Linked DNA regions of Homo sapiens: region 2 is linked to region 1. Evidence: chromatin loops called from intact Hi-C (ENCODE). Cell type or tissue: OCI-LY7. All regions are shown on one strand. Each heading gives the region's core, and the rest is flanking DNA. Links, peaks and the distances in the headings are about the cores only.

Region 1 (2,924 bases), core at 328-2,827:
TAAGTTGCATCTTGTACCCTGGTTTAAATGTAATCAGTTTAGGTTTTCTTCCCTTATCCTGAAAGAATACTTGGGCAGGCCCATGATTTTTGTGGTTACTCAGAAAATAAAAAGTTCTTCAGTTAATGGTAAACACAGTTTTGACTTAAAAATTGGAATGTCCAGTATAAAATATTAAACACAATTTCAAACTTGATTTATCATCAAAAGTTCTTTTATCCTAAGCTTGGAGCCTCTCTCTCCGGAGGTATGCCATAGGGAAGCCAAGGTGAGGAGAAGTGGGAGGAAAGAGGGTGTGTCCCTCAGCTCTCTGCCTTCACCCTTTTTCTCTTCAGGGAGTCCATGACAGACTGTCTCCTACAGTGCCCTGTTCAGGCAGATGTCTATTTCACATTGTCTTCTGCCAGTTTCAATAACTTTAGGCCTATATGTGTTCATCTTCATTCTTTTTCTTTTTTTGTAGAAAGAGGGACTTGCTGTGTTGCCCAGGCAGGCCTTGAACTCCTAGCCTCAAGCAATCCTCCTGCCTTGGCCTCCCAACGCACTGGATCCCAGGTGTAAACCACTGCACCTGGCTGCTATCTTCGTTTTTTTCTGCTGAGGTTTCTTGGCTCTTATTAGACAAGATCCATGACATCCTACACATGTCCCACTTCTGTACCGTCTGTGCATATTTGTTACCTGGCCTCTTCTGGCCAATATACATAATAACAACTCTGTCCAGTAAAATCACTTAACCAATTTTACTCAGTAGAGCCCTTTTCTTTCTAATTCTGCATATGTCAGCTTCATGAGGGCAGAAAGCTTAAACAGGTTTGTTTATTGCTCCATCCTCAGCACATGGACTAACAAGTGTCATGTAATAGGCACTCCATGTTGAATGCATGAACATGAAGTTGGGATCATCTGCTCTCATTAAGATATCCTGATATTGATCACTGATGGCTCTGTCAGAACGGAGACAGGAAAGATCCAGTTTTAGCATCATTTTAGACACGCACAAACAATTCCCACATTTCCTCTTCCTAATATAGTAAATACCATTATCCCACTTATAACTGAAAATGTGCTTACACTTCCCCAGAGGCCAGCAACACAAAATCAAATCCAGCTACTCTGTAAAACTGTATGTCCAGGATCTCTAGAGAAGCACATTTTTCTTATTCTGATGAGCATGTGACTTGTCATGTGTGGCAAAGGTTGACTAAATTGTAAGTTTAACCCTCCTGTGTTCTGGTTATCTATTGTTGAGTCACAGGCTACTCTAAAACTAGTGACTTAAATCAATGACATTCATTCTGTTCATAAATGTGCAATTTGGGCAGGGCTTGGTGGGGACACGTTATCCATGCTCCTGTTGGAGTTAGCTGAAACAGCTTGAAAACTGATGGCTGGCATCATCTGAAGGCTCAGTTATTAACATTTAGTTGATGCTGACTCTCAGTAGGACCTCTGCTGCGGTCATGACCAGAATCCTAGCACACGGGTTCTTCATGTGGATACTTAGCTTCCTCAGCGCATGGTGGCTTGGTTCCACCTTAAGAGAATCAAGCAGAAGCCTCATCCCTTTTATCTCAAAAGTCACACAGTGTCACCTTTTCCATGGCCACTGACCTACCCAGATTCAAAGAGAAAATATAGACCTGTACACCTACTGATGGACAAGTGTCAACATTGCACCATAATAAGAGCACAAAGGATGGGATATAGATTATTGTGATCACCTTTGGAAAACATACTCTTCTACCTTCCAAAATACCAAACATGCAGTGATGAAGACAGGCAAAATTAACCAGTATTTGAAAAAAGTGAAAGTAAGACAATAGTGGTTTCATACCTTATACCACCACCCTGTGGCCAGGAAGAGCAAGGCCCATATTTCTGATCACTGTTCCTCAGCCTGCCAAACTTGGGCCACCAGTTATACTTCCCCAAACTCCCCGCCACCCTCTACCCCACTACAGCCTTGTTAGAGAGGAGTTTAGGGAATAAGTCTCCATCTTTGACAGCTCTCTTTTTGTTGTTGGTGGTTCTGAAGCTCTGAGAATGGACTTAAGACAAGTGGAAGAAATTAATCAATACAGTATTACCTAAAATCTGAATTGCTGGTCCATTAGTTTTCTCTTAGTTCCACCAATTAAAATGCTGGTTCATGGCCTGTTTGCCCTCAGAAATGCTCGTTGCCTTTTTGCTCTTCTAAATTTGGTGGTCTCTTCATCAGGATCCTATGTCATCTACCTTTTGTTGGAAGCAAGGAGCGAGGGTACTCCTCCCTCTGCCTTGGGTAGAATCTCTGGCCAGTAGCTGCATTTCCTTCATGACCCTATCACCTGGGTTTCAGGAACACTCCATTCTCCATTCTCCCTTTCTTCCTCCATTGTAGGGAGATGGTGCCCCACCCCCCGCTGTTGCTAATTTCTGGGTTGACATACCATCCCATCTGACTTCTCTCAACTATTCCACCACCTAAACTAAGTCCATGGTTAAATGCCCTCTGTTTCAAAACCATAAAGTTACTCTAGTGTTATTTAAGTATTCCAGTATTATTTTAGTTATCCTATCTCTGTTGCAGTTTTTGTGTATTTGTAGCTGAATCTACAAATTTTTAAAAATCAAACTAAGTCTATGTCACGTTCTCTTTCCTTTTAAACTGTGGCTTCTCCCATTTTAAAGTAAGTTAAGAATGTATTAATTTATTCACTTTCAGACAAGACAGGTATTTACTGAACACATTACAAACTATACACATTTAATAAATAATTCTCACAACTCAATGAAGTTGGGACATGACCCTGCTCTTATAGTGAAAAACAACTGAGATTCAGATAAGTTAATAAAATAGCTTATCCAGAGGTCTTTTTATTATTCTTCCCACTAAAATACACTATGTCACTGCATATCTTATTTTCACTCATTGGTCTTTA
Region 2 (2,924 bases), core at 174-2,673, 200 kb before region 1:
ATGTCACTGCTTGAGCATCCTTACAACATGGCAGCTGGCTTTCCTCAGAGACAGTGACCCAAGATGAGAGAGGAAGGCTGAAACTACAATATCTTTCATGGCCTAGCCACAGAAATCACACACTATCATTTCTGCCTTATTCTATTTATTAGAAGCAAGTTACTAAGTCCAGCTCATACTTAAGGGAGAAGGAATTAGGTTCCATCTTTCGAAAGGAATGTCAAAGAATCTGTGGACATATTTTAAACCACCACATATAGCCACCAATATATTGGTATAAGGGTAAGAGGTGTCAGGAGACTATGAAAAAGACAAGGAATGCCCATTTTAGAGCTGTATTTCCAACCTTAAATCAACAACTTTTTGAGAAGTCCATAGTAACAAACGTTTAGAAGAAGAAGCTCACAGCCCTTAGAGTGCCATTTTTTTCTTTATGACCAAGTTTCATAATTATGACAGAAGCTTGCCACAGTAAGGAAAACATGCAATGTGAATGTTCTGGCACATTACATGGAGGAAGAAAGTCAACAATAGGTGAGGAGCCAACTGCATAGGAAGGCATCAACAACAGTCAGGGAAGGTAGCAGCGTAGAAGAACATATTAATAATGCACCAAAGACAAAGTCCACAGACCCTAGGGCTCTTCTGCAAGGGGACTTCTTTCCAAAGTAGCCAAGGCATTACTGAGTCTCTGGAAGGTAGAAAAGTGGTGGAAAGACCAATGTATAATTCAAATAGCTCTCCCCACTGCGATATTATATTTTAACTCCTTAGCTAGCTGAGCTCAGCTTCACTGGCACCATTTCAAGAAATATATACAGAAAATTAACCACATTTCCCAAGTTGAATTTCCCAAAGACCCAACTACTTCCACAATTCCCACCTGACAGCTAAGCGGCTAAAAGGAAGTCCACAATCATCCAACCCTTCAGTCAATTTATGGCAGGAGAATCCATATAGTGCCTAGGGAGACAGGAAGAACCAATAATCTGTTCACAGTATTTTAGGAAAACCTCAAGCCTGGGCAGTAGAGCTCTTATGCAAAAATGAGTAAGGAGTAGAGAGAAGGTCAAATACAGAACTAATGCAAAAATTCTGATACAAGAAAAGAAGGAAAACATGTGAAGTATTTCTGCCTTTTCACATACAAATTTTTTTTTTTTACAGATGAACCAGAAGCTAAATATTGTAAGCAATCAACTGAATCTGCTAAGTGTGACATTAAGAGTTTTATGTGAATTCAGCATACAGAACTTTGTTTTAGTTGGTGGCTTCAGCTGAGTTTGGCCAGCAGGAGGCGATGACAGGAGATTTCTGCTTCCTCCCTGCTTTTGTGATATTCTGACTTAGCCATATGCCTTTAAGATAACAGTTGCTGGCAGAAGGGCCCCTTTCCATTGTTGCAGCTCTCATCAGGCTCTGGAAACACATCTCTTTCCCTGGCATCAGGAGGGGCAGCGTGGTCCTGATGCTGCTAATCTCTGCATGTGTTAACACACCCTGTGGTTACACTAATTTGGCAAACACCTTTGTAAACTAAAAAGTTTCCTCAAACACTTCAACACTGGGTACTGTTACCCGTTAGGAATCTCCTGATGCAATGTATATTTTTCCCAATATACTTACTTTAAGTTGTTTTAGTTGTGTTTATTTTTTGCTGTCCATTTATTGCCTCTGACTTTGCCTACATAATTTTTTATTTATTTCTAACTACTAAGTAAAATTATATATATTTGTGGTGTACAACAGATTTCAATATATATATATATATACACATTGTGTATTGGCTAAATTAAACTAATTAACATATGTATTAATCATTTTTTTTGTGATAAGAACACTTAAAATCTACCCTCGGCAATTTTCAAGCATACAATACATTGCTATTAGTCATAGCTACCTTGATATAAGATAGATCTCTTGAATTTATTCCTCCTGCCTAACTGAAATTTTGTACCTTTTGACCAACATCTGTCTGCCCAATGTTCCCATCCTTCAGCCTCTGGTAATCTCCATCCTACACTGCTATGACTGACAATATTCAGGACAGTTCTACCTACTACTTCTTTCATATTCTGACATTATCGGTTTTCATGCTAAATAAATGTTGCCAAAATTACTGTATTATTGACATCTAATATATTCTTACCTAATACTTTTCTGTTTGTATTCTCTTTATTTTTTAGAATTCTTTGACACTGAAAGTAACGTGGCAACTAGAAGGCATTAAAAACATAATTGGTATAGTATAAAAAGTTTTTTAAATGTATGGTTACTTATAAGTATACTCCTAAAGAAAATAGCCGCTTTACTTAAATTATTAGCAATGGGAAAAAGACTCAATTTTCTCATCTTGTAGCCACCCAATTGGTCTCATATACATTGTATTTCATTAAAACTAAAAAAGTTTTAAAGAAATTTCTAATTAACATACACAGAGGAACAAAAAAGCTGCAGGCTATTGAATTAAACGTCATACAGCATCAGTAAAACTTTTCTGCCAGTGGGTACAGTTTTAACATGCATATAAAATAGCGTGTTCTCCCTAGGAATAAAAGATTATATGCTAGCTAAAGGGTAATACTTTCTTGTATAGCTCTGTTATTCTCAACATCTCTATTTTCCAGTTGCAAATACATCCTGTTAAAATGCATTTTCAATATACCCTACCTTTAAGTGGATAATACTAGGACTTTTCAAAGTATCAATTAGCAATAAGCTTCAATTCATAGAACAAATACATCTGACTCACGTGGGGTTAACATTTCATTTATTTCAATAAATGCAATTTTCTTTAAAACTTGACCATTTTATACTATAATTTAAGACTTTGTTCCAAGAAAGAAAATGAAACTATTTTTATCTTTCAGTATTTGAACACTCAACAACAAATTCAATGTAGTAAAATAGGTTATAGGATTTGA

Evidence for each region. A loop is a pair of places that touch in the nucleus more often than their neighbours do. Peaks named below come from ENCODE experiments on the same cell type or tissue, not always from the same donor. Only the 100,000 strongest peaks of a DNase experiment are listed, where the experiment ranks them.
Region 2: it touches region 1 in a loop (2.0-fold over the local background); 4 of 110 quality-filtered maps call a loop at or near these places.

What each region holds. Positions count from the first base shown.
Region 1 is chr13:91,374,251-91,377,174 of GRCh38, reverse strand. No RefSeq gene overlaps it. Among named protein-coding and RNA genes, the nearest start is that of GPC5, 23 kb to the left of the region's middle. In OCI-LY7, for the core only: no CTCF peak of the experiment used is centred there; a DNase peak (open chromatin) is centred at 1,874.
Region 2 is chr13:91,575,170-91,578,093 of GRCh38, reverse strand. All of the region lies in intron 2 of GPC5 (glypican 5), which reads right to left. Among named protein-coding and RNA genes, the nearest start is that of GPC5, 180 kb to the right of the region's middle. In OCI-LY7, for the core only: no CTCF peak of the experiment used is centred there; a DNase peak (open chromatin) is centred at 1,303.